Linked DNA regions of Homo sapiens: all the other regions are linked to region 2. The links are chromatin contacts, found by Hi-C or POLR2A ChIA-PET in ENCODE. All regions are on one chromosome and are shown on one strand. Each heading gives the region's core, a stretch centred on a gene start or an enhancer-like site at or near the end of the contact. The rest is flanking DNA. Distances are from core to core; before and after follow the strand shown. Region 1 has its middle 17 kb from the start of LINC02324. Region 2 overlaps FUT8 (fucosyltransferase 8). Region 3 overlaps FUT8 (fucosyltransferase 8). Region 4 has its middle 53 kb from the start of LINC02324.

Region 1 (2,700 bases), core at 146-2,645, 260 kb before region 2:
CAGCCATTTTCTCTTACTTGTAGATGGATGAAGCCTATGTTACTATAATTTGCTGAGTATGTGTATTTCTCCATTTTTATTGGTCCATTTCAATTCATTTGCAAAGGGCCAATCAACTGCTACTGTGTTTAATTCCAGAATCCTGCTAGTGGAGGTTTATAAACAAGGTATCTGTGAGGAGATGGGGATCTGAAGGGTGCCCTGCAGGGAAGCTTACTCGAGCCCTGGTTGGTACCTTGGTGACCCCAAGCCCCATGCAAATCATAATGTTGGCTTTTCTGGTGTGGCTACTCCCCACCCTAAGTCACACTGTTACTATCTGGCCAGCCTAAGACCCCCAGGCAAACAAAGATGACCTCCCGGGGGCCAAGGGTAAAGACTAGACCTCTTTGAGGGGCAAGGTTCAATTCTTTACTGCACAGGTAGGGAGACTTAGGCTGCAGCCCGGCTCTGAGAAAGGTTCAGCTGGGTGGAGGAGGAGTCTCTGGGCCAAAGCTGCCCTTTGGAGGAGTCCTGGATCTTGCAGAAATGGCCTGCTTAGTGCCCACCCCCTGCACCCCTGCTCAGCACTGGCTGGGAGTAAGCCTGGGGACTGTGGCTTCAGTGTGAATGTGGGGGTGGGGTGGATGCAGAGCAGTAGCATGTGGGGTATCCAGCCAGGCCTGCTCCACAGAGCAGGAGAGCAGAGCTGGGAAGGGACAGTGGGGATGTGATCTGTTAGCCTTCTGGCTGCAGCGCAGTGCAGACCTCCCTTGCCTGATATGACTGGGTCTCCACCTCTTCCACCCCAGTCTCCTGACTCCTGCAAAAAAAGAAAAGGGGGTGTGCAGGGCTGCCAAACACAGCCATGTCAGGGTGGGCCGGTCCCTGCATTGTGCGCCCACCTGCTGCTGCTGTGTTGTAGGGGAAACCGACCAAAGCACGTAGAGTTAGAACAAAACAAGAACATGGGCTGTGGAGACAGGCTGGCTTCCATGTGCCAGTCTCTCCTGCAGCTTCTGCTCTGGCTGCTGCTCTCTCAGGATCCCGTGCAGCTTTGCCTCGGCCTCACACAGGAGAGTTCTCACACGTAAGGTGGGCCTAGGGGCTGCGGCTCAGAGTCTCCTGTATTGGGATCATTACACATGTCCAGAGTGACAGCTGAGAGGAAAGGGTCCTTGCTTGTGTGCTCAGGAGATGGCTAGGGAGGAGCCACCCCAGGGGAGTTGCCACAGCCAGAATTGCTCTGCTAGGCCCTTCCCTGAAGAGACTTCAATTCTTTTATAGATTTCTCCTTCTTAAACCCAACAAGCTGTTTGGGCAAGAAACCAGGTGAAAGAAACTGAGATTATAGGGGAAGTGTGAAGTGTAGACCAATCATGTGGAACAAGGAAGGGGCGTGACTCAAAAACATAACGTGTGTGTGTGTGTGTGTGTGTGTGTGTGTGTGTGTGCGCGTGCTGACTGGCAGAGCTGGGCCTGCTCTTTATTTGGGAGCCTGCTTGCTACTTTCACCTGTGTTTTCAGCTTGTCTTAGTGCTTTTCTCTCTCATAGTCCAATCCCAGCCCAGCAGATGGTTCACTATGCTTTTAATTGAAGAATGAGGAGGAATCTTTGCACACTTAAAAAACATCCATGGCTGGGTACAGGGGCTAATGCCTGTAGTCCCAGAACTGGGAGGCCATGGCAGGAGGGCACTTGAGCCCAGGAATTCGAGGCTGTAGTGGGCTGCGATCACTGCACTCCAGCCCGGGCGAGAGAGTGAAACTCTATCTCAAAAAAACAAAACAAGATACCATCCAATCCTGGGCCAAGCCCCCACCAACACTGATCCTAAAGGAAAGAAAGCATGGCTGCAGCAGGCACAACAGGACACAGCCCCACCCTTGGAACATCGTGCTCCTGGGGACAAGACACTGGATGCGGAAGCTGGCATCCTAGAACTGACTTTTTCGTTGAGTATTATTACTGTGTTTCCTGGATTCTAAAACACTATTGATTGCAAGATGCACCATTATTCTTTTCTTTCAAATCTAGATCTGCAAACGCCATCATTTTAATAACTGCTTTTAGGCGGAGGAAAAGAAACACAACCACATCAAACGCATGCATCAACTGAAACACCCATCCTGATTTCGGGACCCTGAAAATAAGAAAAATACAGCGCATCTTAAAACTGAAATGGGAAAAAAAAAAAGGAGAACTTATAAAAACTAAATACAGAGGAGACTTTTTCTAATTCTGGAAATGAGATGCAAAACCAATACCCACATTTTGGAATCATAGTATGAGTAGGCTTTTTACCATGTATCACTGCTATTCCTTTTTTTTTTTTTTTGAGAGGAAGAAGGCGTGAGTTGACCTGGTATTACTCACCCAAAAGTGAGGCATTGGGGATATTTATATTCAGCAAGCAGTGCAGGGTTTAAACTGGTGAGTAGATATTTGCATCTTCTAACCACAAAAGTAAAATAAGAGAACTAACTGAAATTTCAGTTTTAGAATGATGATAGCTAATACTTGTGGAGCTCCTTTTTCTCCAGGCACTGCTCTAGGTCCTTTGAATGTATTAACTCATTTAACCCCATGAAAATCCTATGAGAAGGTGCAATGAACAGCTCTAGTCATAGGGATGGGAACAAGGAATCATAGAGATATTAAGCAGTGTGCTCAGGGTCCCATTGCTAGTGTATAGACTTGCACAAGGATAGTATGGCCCT
Region 2 (2,700 bases), core at 100-2,599:
AATATGGTACTCTGTCTATGCTATTGTTGTGAGTAGTAAACTGTTCTTTGTTTCTGATCTAGGAGTGTCATAACTTCTGCCAGGATTATCTGATGCTAGCTTACCAGCTACACTACTAACACATCCTATTGATAAAACAAAGCTGAGTTCATTGCTTATTGTGGTAAGGGAGAACACCTAAAAAAATCTTTGGTAGGGTCTTAGAGAGGTCAAAATTTGAGAATTTGAAGTTTGTTTTAAGTTGGATCTTTCAGTGGTGGCGATGAGGCTTGATTAGGATTGGGTAGGTATCATGATAAAACAGTTTAGGTTTGGTGGAAACAGTAAGATTTTGAAAACTGCCGAAGAGTTGATGGGTCTTTCCAGAAGGTCTGTAATGAACAATCACATTATATTTCTGCTGTCTCCTAGAATAGCAGTTATGCTAATTAAGACAGTGGACTGGTAAAGTCATGTTAATGTACCTAGAAAGCTGTGTGTGTGTGTATTAGTTTTCTAGGGCTGCTATAACAAAGCACTGTAAACTGGGTGGCTTAATATAGCAGAAATTTATTCTTTCAGTTTTGGAGGTTAGCAGTCTGAAATCAAGGTGTTGGCAGGGCCACACTCTCTCCGAAGGCTCTAGGTAAGAATCCTTTCCTTCTTCTTTTAGCTTATGGTGGATGCCAGAAATCCTTGGTATTTCTTGACTTTTGGTAGCATAACTCCAATCTCTACCTCAGTATTCACATGACATCTTCCCTCTGTGTGTGTTTGTGTTCAAATGTCCTTCTTATAAGGATTCCAGTCATGTATTAGGGTCCATCCTAATCCAGAATGACATTATATCAACTTGATTATATCTGCATAGACCCTATTTCTAGCCGTTACACATTTTGGGAGGACACTTATTTAACTCAGTATAGGGGACATGTAGTTTCAGTCTTCAGTGCCCAAACTGTATGTAGGTACAGTGTTTGCTCTCAGTGTCCATGAAACTATGGCAGACTGATGTTAGCTTGCATGTAGGGTAAAATCTTAGGTTCTTCAGAGTTCTTGACAACAGCATGGTATAGTAGAAAGAAAACCAGTCTGGAAGTCAGAGTACCTTAGTTCTGCTCTGTTAATAACTAGCTTAAGAAAGTTACTGTCTTCTTTAGCTATTAGTTTGTTACTGATACACCAGGAGTTCAGTCTAGGTCCTGCTGCTTGCTGCATAGAAAGCCAATCACTGAGACAATGAGTATTGCCAAGGAAGAAGGCTTTAATCAGGGGCGGCAGCTGAGAAGATGGGAGCTTGGTCTCAATTCCATCTCCCTGACTGACTAAAACCAGGGTTTATATAGCAGGGAAGACATAGATTTTAACAATGTGTAAGAAAACAGGAACTTGGGAGGAGGGGCGAGGAAGCAATAATGGTGAATGAGGGGTCTGGCATCTGGTAGGGTGATCTGGTTTCAGTTCTTTGATACTTTTTGTGCCAAAAGAACAGTCTGTGGGACTATTGGGTTTGTTTCAATTTCCTCATAGATAAAATTTGAGGCCTGAGGAAGAGAAGAGTAAACCAAATGATCTTTAAGACATTTCTAGTTCTCACATTCTGAAGTTTTATAATGTTGAGTGGCTGCTACATACTGTATTAATATTAGTCTTGTTGGAGTCACAAAAAGGGAATAGAAAATGCTTTAAGTGCTAATCAGATAGGCTCTAACTTGTGAATGTAGCTTGCGTAAATTAATTTGTTTATTTGGGTGAAGCTAATTAATGAAGACATTAGGTAAACATGATGTTTGCCCTGATCTCTCTGACTTACCATTTTGTTTTTCAACTTGAATAGTGTATTTGGAAGAAGAGCATTCTTCAGGTCACTTAAAGTTAGAAAAATGCTGCACTCTCAGGCTGAGTTCATAAAATGAAATAACCTTTCCTGAAGTGAATATGAGAATGTGGTTCCCCTTCCCCCTTCATTGCCCACGTTTGTCTGTCATGTCATTCTTGTGGTCAAGAGATTTTAGAAAAATTCTTACTAGAGAATGGTAATAGTACTGTGAGGTGGAGCATGGTGTTAGAATTCTAGGTGTAAGTGAATCATGTGCTATTGAATTTTCTTTGCGTTTTAAATAGGTCACTGTAGTATCGTATTTGAATTCTTTGTTTGAATCATGTTGAAAGTATGTAATAATTACTGCACAGAGATATTGTGGGCACTGAAAAATTCTTTGGTACTACCAAAACCCCCTGTGGTCATGTATGTGCTTGTTCTTTGAAGTTACAAATGAACAATGACTACATATTGATGATAAGTATAAATACAGGTTGAACCAATGTTTTTAGATCTGGACAAAAGTTACTGAAGTAGGAGAAAGGACGGATTTTTATTAATTCCATATGGAAGAAATTCAAAACCATATACCAGGGGGAGATAGGATTGTCTCACCACTTAACTTAAGGATCTTCCTGTATGTAGCCCTTCCATCACACACAAATTGTACTAAGTGTTTTCATAGTGGATATTTGGGCAATTCAGAGACTCTCACTACATGTTGTAACAATGGTAATGTATTTAATTAATTTTAGAAGATACATTAGAATATAGAATTAGCAGTAACACTCCAGCAATACCTGAAATAAAATGTGTTAAAACAGACAGAATATAGAAATTAAATAGACATAATTACAATAATAAAAAGATATACCTCTATCATATTTCTATTCACATTT
Region 3 (2,700 bases), core at 7-2,506, 260 kb after region 2:
TCTTTCTCCTCTTATCACAGCTCTCTTTTGGCTTTTGTTGTTGTTATTTTTGAGATAGGGTCTCACTCTGTCACCCAGGCTGAAGTGTAGTGGCTCACTGCAGCCTCAACCACCCTGGGCTCAAGTGATCCTCCTACCTCAGCCTCCCAAGTATAATAGCTGGGTCTAAAGGCATGTATCACCATGTCCAGCTTCTTTTTATTTTTATTTTCATATTTCCCACCCCACATCTTTCCTTGTGTCTTAGTCTTCATATGTAGAGGAGTTATTGACCCCATTCTAAGTGTTAGACGTAAAGAAGGTACATGTGAAGTCAGAATATCAAATCGTATTTCTTCTCATGTAACTTTTGATTGAAATTCAATGGAATCATTCGTTCTGCCCACTTCATCTCTATAGAGCCCACTGAACAATTCCAATTTCCCCAGAAAAAGAGTGATTATGAAGGATGTGGGAAGGAAAGATGATAGAATAGATGTTCATATGATTGTATCCACATCTGGGTTATAGTCTGGAATGCAAAGCAAAGAATAGCCGTGAAGATGGCAGAGTAACTCTGGTGAAATCAAACCTTCACTCCAGATTCATAATAAAAAACTGGCCTTAAGTTTGGCCCATATACTGTGACCTAAAGGCGTATAAGTCTACCTTTTTCTACATATAAATAGTGATTTAGTAATTTGGGGGGAGGGGAAGGCAAGATTTAAGGAGGGTGTTTTAATTTATGAAAATAAACTGTTATTTTTATTTCCATTAATATTGCTTTGGGGCCAGGCATAGTGGCTCATGCCTGTAATCACAACACTGGGAGGCTGAGGCAAGTGGATCACTTGAGCCCAGAAGTTTGAGAAAACTCAACATAGGCAACATGGTTGAAACCCCATCAATTAAAAAAAAAAAAAAAAGCAAAAATTAGCCAGGCTTGGTGACACATGCCTGTAGTACCAGCTGTTCGGGAGGCTGAGGTGAGAGGATCACTTGAGCCTGGGAGGCAGAGATTGGAGTGAACCATAATCACGCCACTGCACTCCAATGTGTGCAACAGAGCAAGACCTTGTCTTAAAAAAAAAAAAATTACTTTGGAAACACTAAGATGGGAGGAGAGAGGAGAAAACTGTGGAAGTCAGTGCCTTATTCAGTACAGGGAAGTGTGAATCTGTGTCCCCAATTTTACAATTTTGGGGCTTTTCTTAAATATGACAGGTGAAATTAATATCTGCTGTCATTTGATATGGTGAAAAACAGAGAAAGGAAATGCATTATGCCCACAACAGAAGGGCTGGAATCGGTTTCATTTACCTAAAATAGTAAAAACCGTTAAAAGGTTTGCTGGTCTTAACGGTGCTGTAAAAGTTTATCCAGGTCTATGTTTTCCTGGGACAACTTTTAAGTTCTACAAGCTGGCAGTTATGGTGACTCTCCAGGGTAAAATAAAGAGGAAAACCCTTGGTATCAGAACTTTACAAATAATATCTCTAATGTTCTTTAGTAACAACTGTGAATCCTGGTATCATCCTGGTAACAAAAATCTTAAGTTGTATTCAGTTTTTTTCCAGACAGCTGGTTGCTGCCTAGTATGAAATGCAGCTCTGAAATTTCCCATTTATTCCTAAGATGTGAATTATTTTCTCTATAAGAAATCATTCTTCAAAGGCTTTACTTACTTTCTAATTCCCCTTGTATTGTTTAGCCTGCAAATATATTTAGAATATGTATTTTTGAGTTTTTAAAATACTATGTGTTTTACTTTTTCTAATAGTGAAAATGAAAGAAAAATCAGTTAAAAATGCCTATAATGCCACCATAAGTAGGGGTATAAATTGAGTACCCTCAAAGCACCCAGTGTCAGTACATTACCAGTAGAATCTGAATTTCTCCCCCAGAGTCCATGTCAGACGCACAGACAAAGTGGGAACAGAAGCTGCCTTCCATCCCATTGAAGAGTACATGGTGCATGTTGAAGAACATTTTCAGCTTCTTGCACGCAGAATGCAAGTGGACAAAAAAAGAGTGTATTTGGCCACAGATGACCCTTCTTTATTAAAGGAGGCAAAAACAAAGTAAGTTAGACCAACTAGTGATTCTAGAGTGGGGTTGTCTCTTTCAGTTTAAAAGAATTCTTACTTCCCATGACTTGTGATTTTTGTATATTATTATTGCTAATTATTAGGGTTTTAAAAATTCAATGGACTATGTACTTGTGTAACTGTCAGTCTAATCAAAGTGTTTTTATTAGCCATATCCAATAATGCCTTATAAGAAGTCTAAAATGAACTGGACCACTGACTTACGCATTGTCACCAGCAATAATCATTATTATCATTAAAAGTATCACCCTACTTCTTGGTACTAAAATCTTCACTAGTCTGTTGGAGCTGCCATAACAAAATAACATAGACTGAGTGGTTTAAATTACAGAAATTTGTTTCTCCCAGGTCTGAGGCTGGGAAATTCAAGATCAAGATGCTAGCAAGGTAGATTTCATTTTCTCTTGGCTTGTAAGCAGCCACTATTTCACTCTGTGCTCTTGTGACCTCTTCTTTGTGTGTGCAGGGAACAGGAGAGGAAGTGTTCTGATGTCTCCACATATAAGGACACTAATCTCATCATGAGGGCCCCATTCTCATGACCTCATCTAAGCCTAATTATTTCTCAGTGGTCCTATTTCCAAACACCATCACATTGGGGTTAGGGATTCAA
Region 4 (2,700 bases), core at 141-2,640, 290 kb before region 2:
CCCACCAACCCTGTGAGGTAGGTTTTATTATGTTTAGTTTACAGATGAGCAAACTGAGGCCCAGAAAGATCTTGGTGATTTTGTGGAGCAAGTCATTCAGGAATGACCAGAGTATTGCATTGCATCCCCTTAGTTAATGATGGGCAGGTGACCCAGTAAGAACCAAGGAGATGTGGTGAGACTGCCCAGGGTAGCTGCGAAGATGTTGAGCTCTTTTACTAATGGTCTTGGACCAGGGAGAATGTGAGGCTGGTGATGCTGAAGCTGTCTTACCTGCACAAAGGTAAGCCTCTCTGAGAATGTGGCAGAGGCAGAAATATTTGGCCTTGAATGAGTGAATCTAATAGCCATCCAAACCCTTTCTCCTATAACTGCTCTTTTTTATTTTTTAATTTATTTTTGTTTTATTTTATTTTTAAAAAATGTTTGTGGGTATATAGTAGGTGTATATATTTATGGGGTAGATAAGATGTTTTGATACAGGCATGCAATGTGAAGTGAGCACATCATGGAGCTCTAACTACACCTGAGGAGATTGCTAGTTGTTTCAAAATACCCCTCTTCTTCATCATGTGACTAACAGAACTCCTCAAGTTTTAGCTGGGCACATGGCTACCCAAGTACTACATTTCCCAGCCACCCTTACAGCTGGTTGTGATCATGTGGTTATGTTCTGACCAATAGCATATGGGCAGAAGAGAAGTGATGAATGCAACTTATGCATTGCATCCTTAAAAGAAAGCTTCTTGCCCTTCTCTTATACCTTCTCCCTTCTTGGCTAGGATATGACAACGGAGTGACTGGTCAGACTGCAAGGAAGAGGCAGAACCCTTTCACAATCTTGGGTACGGTTTGTTCTTTGACTGTTATATGAGGCAAAACCAAACCAAACAAAAAACACTGCTTCTACTGCAGGGACCAAAAAAGCTTAAAAACGTACTTTCCCAGCCTCCTCTGTGGCTAAAGTGGCCTCATGGCACTGATGTATTCAATCAACTGGAAGCAGAGGTCAGCTGGGAACTTTGGGGATTGATTTACTTTTCTGGATAAAAAAAAAAAAAATCGGAAGTTAGCTAGCCTCTTCTTTCTGCCTTGAATGTCTAGAGCTGGACCTGTCCTCCTGTGACCCTGAAGACAGTAGAGCTGAAATGAAGAAGGAGGCTGGGTTCTTGATGACATTACTGAGCTGCTGCATAGTAACGTCATCTATGCCTATTCTGGGCTGCTTGTTGAATGAGAAAAATAAACCTCTCTCTGGACTTCTTATGTGAGAAAAACAAACCACACTTTGTTGAAGCCTCTGTTAGCTGAGTTTCATGTTATTGCAGCCCAAATGCCCAAATATCAGTGAAACTTAGTGGTGTGTCAGACAGCCCAGATGTTGATGATGTCATCTGGCCTTCTGAATACAACTGTGCCTGAGACTAAACCCAAGCCCCTGGACTTTTCAGCTATTAGAGAAAGAGTAAGTTCTCTTTCTGCTTAAGCAGTTTAGGCTGGATTTTCTGTGGCCTGGATGGAAAGACCCCTGATACAACTATGAACCAATAGCAACTAGATACATTCTGTTTTCACCTCCTCTTAGTCTCTCCCCTGATTTTACGGTTAAAAAAAAAAAAAAAAAAAGTAAAATTAGAGCAAGGAAAGAAAGAAGAAAGGAATAAAGAAGGAAGGATAAGATAAGAAACAATAGAAGACTTGAACTAAATTAAAAGAGGTTAGAGGCCAGGCACGGTGGCTCATGTCTGTAATCCCAGCACTTTGGGAGGTCGAGGCAGGTGAATCACGAGGTCGGGAGATCGAGACCATCCTGGCTAACACGGTGAAACCCCGTCTCTACTAAAAAAAAAAAAACAACACACAAAGAAATTAGCCGGGCATGGTGGTGGGCGCCTGTAGTCCCAGCTGCTCGGGAGGCTGAGGCAGGAGAATGGCATGAACCTGGGAGGTGGAGCTTGCAATGGGCCGAGATCACACCACTGCACTCCAGCCTGGGCAACAGAGCGAGACTCTGTCTCAAAAAAAAAACAACAACAACAACAACAAAAAAAAAAACAAAAGGTTAGAAGCTTTTACAGTTCCTTTGTTTGGAAACCTGGGTCCTAGTGTCCCTTGCGCAGGATGCTCGTTTCTGACTTTTGTGGCCTGCCCTTGACACCATTCGAGCATATGGATTTCAGTGGGTAGTGTGACTCAGCTTCCCATTCCCAAAACTCCAGAGCCACATTGCTGGGTCCCTTCACTCTGCTTTACTCTCCTCCCAAGACAGACGTAGCATGGGCCACGTGAATTCATCCATGTCCTGAACTAATCTGGTTGTTCTACCAGGTTACTCTTAAGTTCATGGGCCATCACCCCCTTGTACTTACTGAGCTCCAGGGTTTTCATCTCTTCTGAGAATCGACCGTTTAGTCCAATCTTAGTACAGACCAGCATTAATAGGCAATTACCACAGGGAGATAATACAGAGGGAAAAATGGCTAAAAATATACAGTGAATCACAGAAAATTACATCTCTTAAAACCTACAGTGTATTCCTATTGCCATAGCAACCCTTGGCTAGTAAAGACAGAGATGATTTATCACAGGCTTTCCCCGGAGCTCGGTTCTGCCGGAAGCACCTCCAGCCTGTGGTGAGTTCCAGCGAGGAGGGCAATGCAGACATCATACAACCGGGTTTTCTCTCCTCCATCCCTTCCA

The links. Hi-C counts contacts between places; a loop is a spot of excess contacts on that map. ChIA-PET counts read pairs that join two places held with the same protein, here RNA polymerase II (POLR2A). Pooled maps may share reads with other maps.
Region 1: a map with no recorded cell type shows a loop between it and region 2 (7-fold over the local background). The contact joins two enhancer-like sites. A Hi-C loop is called at or near these places in 11 of 37 single-sample maps with no recorded cell type and 11 of 50 pooled maps. POLR2A ChIA-PET finds 5 or more read pairs at or near these places in 2 of 52 experiments (OCI-LY7 and activated CD4-positive, alpha-beta T cell).
Region 3: a loop to region 2 is called in a map with no recorded cell type, with 4 times the contacts of the local background. The contact joins two enhancer-like sites. A Hi-C loop is called at or near these places in 1 of 37 single-sample maps with no recorded cell type and 5 of 50 pooled maps. POLR2A ChIA-PET finds 5 or more read pairs at or near these places in 1 of 52 experiments (activated CD4-positive, alpha-beta T cell).
Region 4: a loop to region 2 is called in a map with no recorded cell type, with 5 times the contacts of the local background. The contact joins two enhancer-like sites. A Hi-C loop is called at or near these places in 4 of 37 single-sample maps with no recorded cell type and 7 of 50 pooled maps. POLR2A ChIA-PET finds 5 or more read pairs at or near these places in 4 of 52 experiments (CD4-positive, alpha-beta T cell, H1, PC-9 and 1 more).

What each region holds. Positions count from the first base shown.
Region 1 is chr14:65,204,201-65,206,900 of GRCh38, forward strand. No RefSeq gene overlaps it. Among named protein-coding and RNA genes, the nearest start is that of LINC02324, 17 kb to the right of the region's middle. RefSeq lists an enhancer at 832-941. Within about 2 kb of position 1,396, at least 7 of the 41 ENCODE cell types and tissues checked have a DNase peak (open chromatin) inside an H3K27ac peak, as active enhancers do; they include OCI-LY7, where a contact is called at or near this core.
Region 2 is chr14:65,460,527-65,463,226 of GRCh38, forward strand. All of the region lies in intron 2 of FUT8 (fucosyltransferase 8), which reads left to right. Among named protein-coding and RNA genes, the nearest start is that of MIR625, 9.2 kb to the right of the region's middle. RefSeq lists an enhancer at 1,479-1,528. Within about 2 kb of position 1,350, at least 4 of the 41 ENCODE cell types and tissues checked have a DNase peak (open chromatin) inside an H3K27ac peak, as active enhancers do; they include OCI-LY7, where a contact is called at or near this core.
Region 3 is chr14:65,722,264-65,724,963 of GRCh38, forward strand. It overlaps FUT8 (fucosyltransferase 8), which reads left to right. Exons shown (of 11, transcript NM_001371533.1): 9 at 1,884-2,060. Among named protein-coding and RNA genes, the nearest start is that of MIR625, 250 kb to the left of the region's middle. Within about 2 kb of position 1,257, at least 2 of the 41 ENCODE cell types and tissues checked have a DNase peak (open chromatin) inside an H3K27ac peak, as active enhancers do.
Region 4 is chr14:65,168,284-65,170,983 of GRCh38, forward strand. No RefSeq gene overlaps it. Among named protein-coding and RNA genes, the nearest start is that of LINC02324, 53 kb to the right of the region's middle. RefSeq lists enhancers at 964-1,063, 2,627-2,686. Within about 2 kb of position 1,391, at least 4 of the 41 ENCODE cell types and tissues checked have a DNase peak (open chromatin) inside an H3K27ac peak, as active enhancers do.